Regions from separate parts of the Homo sapiens genome. Here all the other regions are linked to region 1. A link is a contact called in ENCODE Hi-C or POLR2A ChIA-PET data. All regions are on one chromosome and are shown on one strand. Each heading gives the region's core, a stretch centred on a gene start or an enhancer-like site at or near the end of the contact. The rest is flanking DNA. Distances are from core to core; before and after follow the strand shown. Region 1 holds the start of BBS7 (Bardet-Biedl syndrome 7). Region 2 holds the start of TRPC3 (transient receptor potential cation channel subfamily C member 3). Region 3 overlaps LOC102724158 (a long non-coding RNA gene).

Region 1 (4,043 bases), core at 665-3,164:
AACAAAGCATACAAAAACATAAATTGGGAAAAGGGCGCCCTATTCAATAAATGGTGCTGGGAAAACTAGTTTAGCCACAGGTAGAAGAATGAAACTGGATTCCCATCTCTCACCTTATACAAAAATCAACTCAAGATGAATCAAAGACTTAAATCTAAGACCTGAAACCACAAAAATTTTAGAAGATAACATTGGAAAAACTCTTTTGGACATTAGCCAAATGCAACAAAAACAAAAATAAATAAATGGGACCTAAATAAACTAAAAAGCTTCTGCACAGCAAAAGAAATAATCAGTAAACAGCCCATAGAGTAAAAGAAAATATTTTCAAACTGTGCATCTGATAAAGGACTTGTACCTAGAATCTACAAGGAACTCAAACAAATCAGCTAGAAAAAAACAATCCCATCAAAAAGTGGGCAAAGGACATTTTTCAAAAGAAGATATACAAATAGCCAACAAACATGAAAAGATGCTCAACATCACTAAATCACCAGGGAAATGCAAATTAAAACCACAGTGAGATACCACCTTACTCCTGCAATAATGGCCATGAGGCAGGCGGATCACGAGGTCAGGAGTTCGAGACCAGCCTGGCCAACATGGCAAAACCCTGTTTCTACTAAAAATACAAAAATCAGCCAGGCGTGGTGGCGGGCACCTGTAATCCCAGCTACTCGGGAGGCTGAGGCAGGAGAATCACTTGAACCCGGGAGCCGGAGGTTGCAGTGAGCCGAGATAGTGCCATTGCACTCCAGACTGGGGGACAAGAGCAAGACTCTGTCTCAAAAAAAAAAAAATAAACATAAAAAATAAAATTTAGAAAATATACGTTGGTGTCGATATGGTGAAAAGGGAACACTTTTGCACTGCTTGGGGGATGTAAATTAATACCACCACTATGGAAAACAGTATAAAGTTTCCTTAAATAAATAAATAAAGGTGGAGCTACCATTCAATCCAGCAATCCCACTACTGGGTATCTACCCAAAGGAAAAAGACACATATACACGCATGTTTATAGCAGCATAAGTCGCAATTGCAAAGATATGGGGCCAACCTAAGTGCCCATTGACTAACGAGTGGATAAAGAAAATGTAGTATATATACACCATTGAATACTACTCAGCCATAAAAAGGAACGAAATAATATCTTTTGGCAGCAACTTGGATGGAACTGGAGGCCATTATTCTAAGTGAAGTAACTTAGGAATAGAAAACCAAATACTGCATGTTCAGTTATGAGGATGCAAAGACATACAGAGCGATATAATGGATTCTGGGAACTCCAGGTAGGGAGGAGATTGGGAGCGGGGTGAGGGATAAAATACTACATATTGGGTACAGTGTACACTGGTGGGTGACGGGTACACTAAAATCTCGGAATTCGCCACTCAAGAGCTCATCCATGTAACCAAAACCCGCCTGTACACCCAAAACTATTGAAATAAAAAAAACATTAAAAATGAGAGAAAACCCACAAAAAGCAAATGGTCTTTGTGCTCCTCAACGGTTTTTAAGAGTCTTGTAAATAAGTCCTAAGGCCAAAAGTCTAAGAACCGCTGCTGTAAGCTAGCACCTATAACGGTGGAACCTAATTCTTTGTAGGACCCTTTCCAATGTCAGAGTGAAATCGGTCAGAATCTAGCAGGCTTATCTAGTTTTTTCTACAGCGATAAGGAAAGAAGTCCAGTATTAGCCCTGGGCCGCGGTGAGGGTGGAGCCAAGACTGCGTCTGGGGTCTCTGTGGAAACCGCCCTGTATGGGTCTCCCGGACCTCGCCTCTTTTGTTCCTCTCCGCCTCTGATTGGAACACGCTGTCAGTGGGCGGTGCTTCGGGAAAGGGGCGGGCCTTCATCTTCTTCCAGGAGCCCCTCGCAGCAGCGTACTGACGTCACGCAGGACGCCACTGCCCTGTCGCCCCGCCTGTGCAGCCCAGGACCTAGGCGCGGTAGCTGGGGCTGGCTTTTGAGGGGCGCGGGCAGCCTTCTGACTGGGTCGGAGGCCTGCGGGCCCGAAGCCTCTGTCCCTCCTGTTCTTGTCCGGCGCTGCTTAGCCCCTCCGCGTAGTCATCATGGATCTGATTTTAAACCGAATGGATTATCTGCAGGTAAACCCAAGGGATAGGGCGGGCGCCGCGCTGGGCAAGCCCAGCACCCGGAGAGGATTCCTTCCTTCCACTGACGAAAGTCTCGGTCGCCAGGAGCTGGTGCGGAGGCGAAGGAGCCGGGCTGGGTGCCGACCTCTCAGCACCCCGCCTTTGGGCAGCTCCCTTTCGTCTGTGACGGTCCGAGGGGACCGGGGAAAAGCGGCACAAGCCCCCACGGTACTGGCTTCTGCCGGGTCCTGAGGATGCTCTGAAAATGTGACACTGTCTCATCCCGGATTCCCCCCAGGGCCCTTCTCCTCCTCCCTAGCCGTGGCTGCCTGAGGGCCTCTAATCCTCAATCTCCATCTCTACCCGGACCCTTTTGCGGAGCACCAGGCACTTGTTTCTTACTGTGAGCTGTACCGCACCAGGCAGATCATGGTAAAAGCAATGAAAACCGGGCCGGGGGCAGTGGCTCACGCCTGTTATCCCAGCACTTTGGGAGGCCGAGGCGGGCGGATCACCTAAGGTCAGCAGTTCGAGACCAGCCTAGCCTACATGGTTAAACCTCTTCTCTACAAAAAGTACAAAAATTAGCCCGGTGTGGTGGCGGGCGCCTGTAATCCCAGGTACTCGGGAGGTTAAGGCAGGAGAATCGCTTGAACTCGGGAGGCGGAGGCTGCAGTGAGCTGACATCATGCCACTGCACTCCAGCTGGGGCGACAGAGCGAGACTGTCTCGAAAGGGGGAAAAAAAGCAATGACAACAGTTTAATGTGCATCTAGCTTATTCTAAGAATTTAGCATACCTACCAACATATTTAATCCTCATAAGAATTTGCAAAGTAGACAATATTATAAATGAGGATCTAAGGGGTTAGAGAAGGCAAGTAATTTGCTTAATAGCTAAAAATTAGGGAGTGGCTATTTGAATCAAAGTCTCGGACTCCAGAACTGGTGTATTTTTGTTACACTACACTGCCTTTCAGAATTTCTTTCAGACCTAAAATTCTCTCTACCCCAATTCCTCATCATATTTTTAGGCCACCTCATTTTAGTTAATGGTACAAATGTTTGCCCAGTCAATTTTCTAGGGGTTTATGCTATGTACTTCCATATCCAACTGGTCACCACATCTTACTGCTTTTAACTCCCAAATATCTCTTGAATCTGTCCCATATCTTCCATCTCTATTACCCTCATTTGGGTTCTCATCTTCTCTTGCTTGAATAATTGAAATAACCTCCAAATTGGGCTCCTGAACTCCAGCTTCATCTCCCTCCAAGCCATCCTTCACATCACTTGCTAGATTGATGTTTCAGAAATACAAATCTAAGCAGATGACTTTAATACAATTTTCTGGAATGCAGAATAAAGTCATTTATACTATATGAACGTTTTATCATGATGTGTTGTTTTCACCAATTCCTCTCCCATTGGTCCCATCCTCTTCTCCTAACTATACACCAGCAGTGACAGTTCCCTGCTGCTTTCATCCTCTGTATTTTTTTGTAAAATAATCTTCACCTGTTAGATTGGATGTTATGGCCATTATCATATTTGGTATTTTAGCATAAATCTTCTTTTTTTTTTTTTTTTTTTTTTTTTTTTTTTTGAAACAGGGTCTTGTTCTGTCACGCAGCCAGTCTGGAGTACAGTGGCATGATCATGACTCACCACAGCCTCAAATTCCTGGACTCAAGTTATCCTCCTGCCTCAGCCTTCCAAGTAGTTGGGCCTGCAGGCATGCACCACCATGCCTAGCTAATTTTTTATTTTTTGTAGAGACAGAGTCTCCCTGTGTTGCCTAGATGGTGTTGAACACCTGGGCTCAAGTGATCCTCCCACTTCAGCCTCCCAAAGTGCTGAGATTACAGGCATGAGCCACTGCATGTGGTCTTCCGTTGCATTTTTAATAACTATAATCTATTTTCAAAGTTCTTGAATCACTTTGC
Region 2 (4,235 bases), core at 1,608-4,107, 82 kb before region 1:
TCTTTTTTATTTTCTTTTTGAGACAGAGTCTCGCTCTTGCGCTCTTGTCGCCCAAGCTGGAGTGCAGTGGCGTGATCTTGGCTCATCGCAACCTCCGCCTCCCGGGTTCAAGCAATTCTCCTGCCTCAGCCTCTACACTGGGATTACAGGCGCCTGCCACCACGCCCAGCTAATTTTTGTACTGTTTTTTTAGTAGAGACAGAGTCTCGCCATGTTGGCCAGGCTGGTTTCGAACTCCTGACCTCACGTGATCTGCCCACCTTGGCCTCCCAAAGTGCTGGGACTACTGGTGTGAGCCACTGCGCCCGGCCAAGAACTTCTGCTCTTAAGGAGGGGAAAGAAATGTACACTGTTAGGAACACTTTACCTGTTTCTGTGCTCTTGCTACCTTCAGAAAATTGCTAAGTCTAACTTCTATGCTGTGTCTAATAAGAAGACACTGTTGAGCAGTAATTCTTACAGATAACCTTATTTATATTTTAAAATTTTTGTGATACATTGAAGTGTTTAATCTTTGCTTTTCATGTCTATTTTTTTCTTTGTGGTTTCTTCTATTCCTTTTGAGATCAGAAACTTCTCCTCTGTTATGGGCTGAATTGTGTACTGCCAGAATTCACATGTTGAAGTCCTAACCCCCAGTACCTCAGAATGTGCCAGTATTTGGAGATGGAGTCTTTAAAGAGGTAATTAAGTAAAATGAGGTGATCAGGGTGGGCCCTAATTCTATATGAGTGGTGTCCTTATAAGAAGAGGAGATCAAGACACAGGCACAGAAGGAAGACCATGTGAAGACAGGGAGAAGATAGCCATCTATAAACCACAAAGAGAGGCCTCAAAAGAAACCAACCCTGTGAACACTTTGAACTCAGACTTCTAGTCTCCAGAATTGTGAGCAATTAAGTATCTGTTGTTTAAGCCACCCAAGCCACCCAGTCTTTGGTACTTTGTTGTGGCAGCCTCAGGAGACTAAGACATTGTGTAAGAGTAAATCCTGGTGACTCCAGCATTGCTATAGAGCTTCTATCCATGGTCCTATAAGGGCAGTTTATAAACATACTAAAGTAATTATAAAGAAACTATAAACTTCATAAATTCATCCAACAAACATTTATTTAGCTTGTCCTGCACATCAGGTACTGATCTAAATAGCAAGGACAAAAAGATGAGCCCCTAATAGCTCAAAATAAATAAGATCCCACATCACCCTCAAGGGATTCATAGTTTAGAGGAAACAGGCACATACAGAGTGAATTTCAGTATGATGTGATCACTGGTAAGACTGTGGTATACACAGTGTGGGTAAGGACCAGAGCCTGTGGAAAATCCACTGGGACCCAAGAGGGCTGTCAGACTGGAGGCCACAGCTAACCTAGTTCTTTAAGGAAAAGTCAGTGTAGCAGATGAATGAAGAGAGACATTTCAGTGACAGGAATGCCATAGACAAAGGCAGAGAAATGGGAAAGTATCTAGCATGTCAGTTGATGACTGAGCGTTCAGGGTAACTGCAGTTAGAATGTGTATGAAAAAGGATGGGAGGAGAGATTGAAAACTTGGATTTTAACCTGAAAGTAGTGGGAAGCCACCAGAGATTTTTATAGAGAAAAGTCGTGATCAGACTTTGCTTTAAGCATGGTCTTTCCAGTAGTACAAAGAATGAAACAGTATGGGGAGAGGTGGGCTGCAGAAAGGCTGGATAGCAGGGAGAAGCAGGGGAGCCTGAATTGAGGCGGTGGTACCGGGTGGAGAAGGGCAGTCCTGCTTTAGAGATATTCCAGAGGTGAAACTGAATAGGTCTGCTAACCTACATTGTGAAACCGTTAACACTTGCATATGTACTAACAACTGAAAAGCACTTCCAAACATAAAGCACTATACAATATTTACTTGTTTTTGTTTTTCCTATATTAGATGTATAAATGCTATTGCTTCTTTCAACATATAGACTTGCCAATTTAATACACAATATTTTATTTACTTTTTAAGAATTAAATTCAAAGGAGCTACATTTTCTTGTGTTTTGCTTAAATTTGGGAAGAATTGTTCCTCTAAAAAGTACAGTATAATTGGATACAGTTAAATAAATTTTATCTCATCAGAGCGTGTCCAGTATTTTTGTGATTTTTCCTAGTTGGACTTGCTAGAAAGCCGTCTATTTGAAGCAAGGGAAAGTCTGGAAGAACACACTCTTCTGGATCTAATCTAAGTTTTCTCACTACCCACCTATCATGAGTACCTTTTTCAGTCTCTCTAGGCCAAGGGTTTCTTATTTAAAAGGACCAAGAGACTCCTTGATCCCTAAGATTCCTGCTAAGATTCTGTACCTCTTTCCTCCCAAAAGAATGACTGGTCTTGAATTCTAAAATGCAATTTTTGTGAGTGTGTTTTAAAAAGAAGACTGCATTTCGCTGAAAAATCTTCCTTGGAAAGTATATAAATCTTATTAGACGCCTTTGAGAGTCATTAAAAGAACTGAAGCATCATGCACGTTTAAAACATTACCAGGCTGGATGGAGTACGAAGGCACTCAGGGGAAGGTACTTAAACCTCCGTAGGTTCAACCAAGTCTTACCGGGAGTAACCCAACGAACAAGTGATGCTTTTTGAGACAAATTTGGAGAGTTGGCTGCAGGAAAATTAACAAGCCAGTGGATTTCCTTTTCCCTTCCTTAGGAAACTTGTTTCTGTAGATGCAAAAAGGGCCCTAGATCCTCTGGAAGAGAAAGAGAGTGGGGAGGGGAAGTTTCTCTTTCTTTACTCCCCACCTGCGGTCTGTCTGATTTCCTCTCCAGCTCTGTCTGATAAGGAATTGATTCTCCCCCTCCTCTTCCCCCTCCCGCCCTCCCTCTCCTTCTCCCTGAGTAACGATGCTGTCCTAGCAAGTGATGCTGTCGGAGACAGGAGACGGGCGCCGAGGAGGCATCGCCGCCGCCGCGGGGCTGGAGAGCCTCTCCCAGCACCAGAGCCCCGCTCGGCCCCGGGCTTCCTCGTCGCAGCCACGGCCGCGGCAGCTGCTCCCACGGTTTGATGGTGGGCGGCGGCAGCTCGGCTTCGGCGCTAGCCTCTAACTGCTGGATCGCGGGCCGCGACGCTCTCCGCTCCTGCCTTCCCGCCCTGGGCCGCCCGGGGCCCCGGAAGCCGCGGGAGGTGGTGAAGGGGCGCCGCGGGAAGACTGCACTGCCGCGAAGGCGGAGGAGGCCGGCAGCCGGCACCCCCACACTCGGACCGCAGCCGGCGCGATGTCCACCAAGGTCAGGAAGTGCAAAGAACAAGCAAGGGTGACCTTCCCGGCGCCGGAGGAGGAGGAAGACGAGGGCGAGGACGAGGGCGCGGAGCCGCAGCGCCGCCGCCGGGGCTGGAGGGGCGTCAACGGGGGGCTGGAGCCGCGCTCGGCGCCCTCGCAGCGGGAGCCGCACGGCTACTGCCCGCCGCCCTTCTCCCACGGGCCGGACCTGTGAGTACCGGGCCCGGCCGCGGCCCGCGCCTCGGAGGGCGGTGCCGGGCGGGGGGCGGGAAGGCGCGCGCCGGGCGGCTCCACGTCGAGCCCGGGACCTCCGAGACCCACATGGTACGGCCAGGCAGTTCGATTTGGAGTGATTTGGAGGGGACAGACCTCGGCCGGAGGCTCGCCCCCTCGGTCCCGCGCGGTGGAGGGACACAGGGGCTGCCGAGTGCGTGGCAGGGGCTCTGTCCAGGCTCAAGCACACGGAACAGCCCGCAGGCGGGCACACTGACTTCAGACAAGCATCCTGGCGAGCAGCCACTCCCTGTATTAGAGCCGAGGAGCTCGCACGACTGCTGCCAGGGCTGGGCACCCCTTGGAAGACGGACCCCGGGGTCCCGAGCTTACCCAGGGAGGCCGAGGAAGGGGAAGATGTGCACAGACCCAGGCGCGCACTTGAACCCTGAACTCCTCCCGGGCGTCCCAGCGTGGACTTGGGTCCCCTCCGACGCTCTGGGACGTCGGGGGCGGGGGCAGAGAAGTGGGGAGTAGGGAGGGGACAGTGCGATACAGGGTGTGGGTTGAAGGTTTGCCCAGGCGCCTCGTCTCTCTGTGGTTCAGTCACATTTGGGGTAAAACTGGAACCGAAGCCCTATAGGGTCCCCTGAGGGAGAGAGTGGGCATCGGGCAGCCGGGGAACCGCTTTAGTGATAACTTTGACTGCGGTTCCCAGGCGGTGCAGGGTCAGCGGCTCGCGCCCCGGCGCGCGGGCTCTCTTTTTCTCTTTCTTTCTTTC
Region 3 (3,780 bases), core at 1,241-3,740, 110 kb before region 1:
AATTTTTAGGTCATACTTAGGATAGTGATACTTTGCTGTTTTTCTGGCAATTAAGTTAGTTTTAAGAATGCCTTGATGTATTTTAAAGACAATTGGCCTGAATAAGAATTTTAGCTAGTTTATGCCTTTTTTCCTTACTCGTATCTTGAAATGTAGATTCATAATTACTTAGGCTTCTTATTCATTCTTTTCTTTTGCTTTTGCCAAGATGCTTACTGTGGGCTATGACACTTTAAATCACAATGAAGACACTGAATTTCCAGAGGCATAATATCACTTTCATCTTTTGGTTCAAAATCCATATGCTTCCAACATATTCTTGCGGTAGTTGAGCATTTCCTTTCCTTGTTATGCAATAAAAATAGAATCCTTGTATTTCCATTTTCTTTTGGAAAATTTCCAGCATTCCCTGTACTATCAAATCATGGTATTGGAAGGATGATTTGGGGGCACAATATCTCATTGCTACTAAATGCTTTTCATTTTTATTATATATTACTACTTGCTCTGTATTAAATGCCCCCTTTCCTTTAGTGGGGCTGTGCAGGATTTGCTATGCAGTAAAATATAATGCAAATATTCCAGATTATCCTTCGAGGATTAACTAGTCATTCTAATTACTATGTGCCACAAAAACTGGACCTCTAGGTTGGATTACACAAAGCAATGTAAATCTGGGAAAATAAATGATCACTGTGGTTCACGTCTGTGATCCCAGCACTTTGGGAGGATGGGATGGGAGGATTGCTTGAGCCCAGGAGTTTGAGACCAGCCTGAGCAACATGGCAAAACCCTGTTTCCACCAAAAGTACAAAAAAATAGCCAAGCATGGTGGCACCTGCCTGTAGTCCCAGCTACTCAGGAGACTGAGGTGGGAGAATTGCTTGAACCTGGGAGGTGGGGGTTACAGTGAACTGAGATTGCACCACTGCACTCCAGCCTGGGTGACAGAGAGAAACCCTGTCTCAAACAAACAAACAACAACAAAAGATCTGTTAAACAGCCAAGGTCAAAATTAAGAAGTCATTGCTAGCCTTTCCCTGAGAAAGAAGTTGTGGACCTTGAGGATCCCTCCATAGTCGTCAGTGATATTCTCAAAGCCAACAACATGGAAGGGGATGAGTAATTTAAAATCTGCTTAGAATCTCTGGAACTGAGATTTCCCTCTAATTTTATGCCCAACTCTTGAGTCAAATATTAAATGAGTGAACCAAACAGCCCTCAGGAGTAGACACCCTTCCCTCTACTTTTTTCTCTGAAGATCTGTTTATTTTCCAACTAACCAAGAATAAGACAGTTCTCCTACAACAACAGCTTTAATATTATATCACTGCTTGGGAGTTTTCCCATCTAAGGTCTTTTACTTAGAATCTGTTCCTGATACTTACCTCACAGGTATTTATGGAGTAAATATATGATCATGACACTAGGCCCTATGATAAAGCTTCTACGGTCTTCCCTCTGGAAGAGAAGATAATGAAGTTATTCATTTAAAAACACTACTTTAAGGGGTATTGTTACCTTTTTATCATCAAGAAAGCTTTTGGCATCCATTCCTTAAGGAACACATTCACAATTCCATCTCTTTACTAATAAAGGGAATTATGTTTTGGAGTCAAGTTCCAGGCACAGTTTTCTTGCTTAGAAAATGAATGCACTCCAGTCAAAAAAACAAATTCTGAAAAACTGTAAAAAATATTTCTTCAGTTCTTGGCTCTGACTCACTTCTGGTAGGTTCTGATAGTGAGTTGAGAGGGCCATGAAGGTGCAAGGGGCCCCCAAAATTCTTCTCTTTCTATTACCATCACTGGGATGCACAATGCACTTCATCAAAAGCAGTACTACTGTTAACCCCATGAGAGAAAGGAGTCTGTTCCAGGCAAATTCTTTTTACATGTAACACTTATCACTTTTTTGTGTGTGTGTTTCATTTTGCTACAATGTACTCCCAAAATAGTCTGCAAGTTGGGAATCATTTCACCAGAAAGATGGTTAAGTGGAAAATGTAACATGATGTGAAAAAATTATCAACCTCTGGGACTAGATTTTGTGACAATGATGCAGTTTCTGTTAATCATGCCATATTCACATCCGATCAGTTATCAACTCTTGTCAAGTTCACCTCCAGAAATTCTCTATAGTCTATCACCACAACCCTAATTCAGGCCCCCACTTCCTTTCCTGTGTTCTATTGCTGTGGGCTCTAACTTGGTCTCCCCACTCGCTATCTTTCTCTATTCTAGTCCATCCTGATTTTAATCATCTTGAGGCCAATTTAAATCATATCATTGACATGGTAAAATCCTTTAATTGTTCACCTTTACCTATAGTGTAAGATTCGAACCTCTTCAGAGGCATTCACAACTCTTTTCCACCTAGACATGTCTCTTTCCAAATGTCCTCACCCCTCTCATTCTCACATACCCTGAATAGCCACTCTGCACTTCCTGCCCCTCTGCCTTTGCACTTTCAGTTCCCTTTAATGAAAACATCCTCCCCACTGCAAGTATAAATTCTATCTTTCTCTCACAATTCAAATCAGATGCCACCTTCATCCACAGTCTCTCTCATATCCTGTGTGCCAACAGAACTGGTCTATCCCACTTCCCCAGCTTGGGTGGCAGAAAGAACTATTTTCTCTGTAAATTCAGCTTGAATCACTCTGAGCTCTACATCACATAAATGCAGAACGGCCTTCTCACTGGAGAGTCCTCTCTCCATGGTAACTCCAGCGCCCTCAGGCATGCTTTCTCAGTCCTAGTGGACAATATAATTACTCTTATCTCCAGGAGGAGAGAGAGAGAGAGAGAGAGAGAGATTGAGAGAGGGAGAGAGAGAGAGAAGGAGAGAGAGAGAGAGAAGCTAGCTCCATCCACCGAGGGGCCCTTTCCTACCACTTTTATCACTCTCATTTTCACACTATAGTGTTGGGAAAACACTGGGGATCTGACATGCCTGTGCTTCGCCTCGTGTCCAGCACTTGAGAACCTTGTCTTCCTGCACGTCTACTACCAAAATCTGGCAACTTGCCATCCAGGGCACTCCTTGTGCTCTGAAGAAACACCCTTGGGCCATGTAGGGTTACCACTGCTGTTGCACTGGCCGTCCTTTCCTCCATGGGAGGGGGAAAGGAGAAGCTTCTCTACCTGCTGGCACAGGCAGCTGCCCTCATCCCCACCACTCACAATGTTGCCGTTCTTCACTTAAAAGGTTCCTCAAGTCTGTAGCATACCCATGGAGCCTTGACAACCCAAGGCATTGTGAGCAGTGTGCAAATAGCTCACTCCTGAGGGATTTCTTCTCAGCCTGTGTTGTAGGTGGAGCCCTCCATGCCATGTCACTCCATCCCTCACTGTCTGACTCGCATCCCCTTCCCAAGATCAAAGCTTCACATCACCATCAATTCCATTAAATGTGCCTTCCAAGTAATCATCTGAGTCCTTGGGACACATACCAGTTAAAGTGCCTTTAGTTGTATTTAAAAAAAAAACTCAAACTACATTAAGCAATAATGAAATTTGCTGGATGACATGATGTAACTAGAAACTTAGAGGTAGCACAGGCTCGAGGATGGCTTAATGCAGTAGCAAGCCCTATTTCTTTGTGATTCTTGGCTCTGTCTTCCTCTTTGTATCAACTTCATCCTCAAGGACAAAGGCGACCAGAGTAGCCTTAGTGTCTGAACCTACTGCCCACACATGACACATCCAGGAGAAGAGTGACAGGGTTGCTTCTGCATGCATTCCTGGAGTAGGAGGCAAAAAGATACCTCGAACCCCA

The links. A loop is a pair of places that touch in the nucleus more often than their neighbours do. ChIA-PET counts read pairs that join two places held with the same protein, here RNA polymerase II (POLR2A). Pooled maps may share reads with other maps.
Region 2: a map of CD4-positive, alpha-beta memory T cell shows a loop between it and region 1 (6-fold over the local background). The contact joins the promoter of TRPC3 here to the promoter of BBS7 in region 1. A Hi-C loop is called at or near these places in 1 of 168 maps with a recorded cell type or tissue (CD4-positive, alpha-beta memory T cell), 1 of 37 single-sample maps with no recorded cell type and 10 of 50 pooled maps. POLR2A ChIA-PET finds 5 or more read pairs at or near these places in 4 of 52 experiments (GM12878, HEK293T, activated CD4-positive, alpha-beta T cell and 1 more).
Region 3: a pooled map shows a loop between it and region 1 (3-fold over the local background). The contact joins the enhancer-like site here to the promoter of BBS7 in region 1. A Hi-C loop is called at or near these places in 1 of 168 maps with a recorded cell type or tissue (endothelial cell of hepatic sinusoid) and 3 of 50 pooled maps.

Annotation. Positions count from the first base shown.
Region 1 is chr4:121,868,345-121,872,387 of GRCh38, reverse strand. It overlaps BBS7 (Bardet-Biedl syndrome 7), which reads left to right and starts at 1,914. Exons shown (of 19, transcript NM_176824.3): 1 at 1,914-2,110. The coding sequence starts at 2,075. BBS7-DT (BBS7 divergent transcript) reads right to left here and starts at 1,737. Exons shown (of 1, transcript NR_186650.1): 1 at 1-1,737. RefSeq lists an enhancer at 1,984-2,213.
Region 2 is chr4:121,950,682-121,954,916 of GRCh38, reverse strand. It overlaps TRPC3 (transient receptor potential cation channel subfamily C member 3), which reads left to right and starts at 2,857. Exons shown (of 12, transcript NM_001130698.2): 1 at 2,857-3,451. The coding sequence starts at 3,237. LOC102724158 (a long non-coding RNA gene) reads right to left here and starts at 3,935. Exons shown (of 3, transcript XR_427598.4): 1 at 3,848-3,935. RefSeq lists a silencer at 2,997-3,266.
Region 3 is chr4:121,976,706-121,980,485 of GRCh38, reverse strand. LOC102724158 (a long non-coding RNA gene) reads right to left here. Exons shown (of 3, transcript XR_427598.4): 2 at 1,389-1,461. Among named protein-coding and RNA genes, the nearest start is that of TRPC3, 27 kb to the right of the region's middle. RefSeq lists an enhancer at 2,275-2,324. Within about 2 kb of position 2,490, at least 3 of the 41 ENCODE cell types and tissues checked have a DNase peak (open chromatin) inside an H3K27ac peak, as active enhancers do.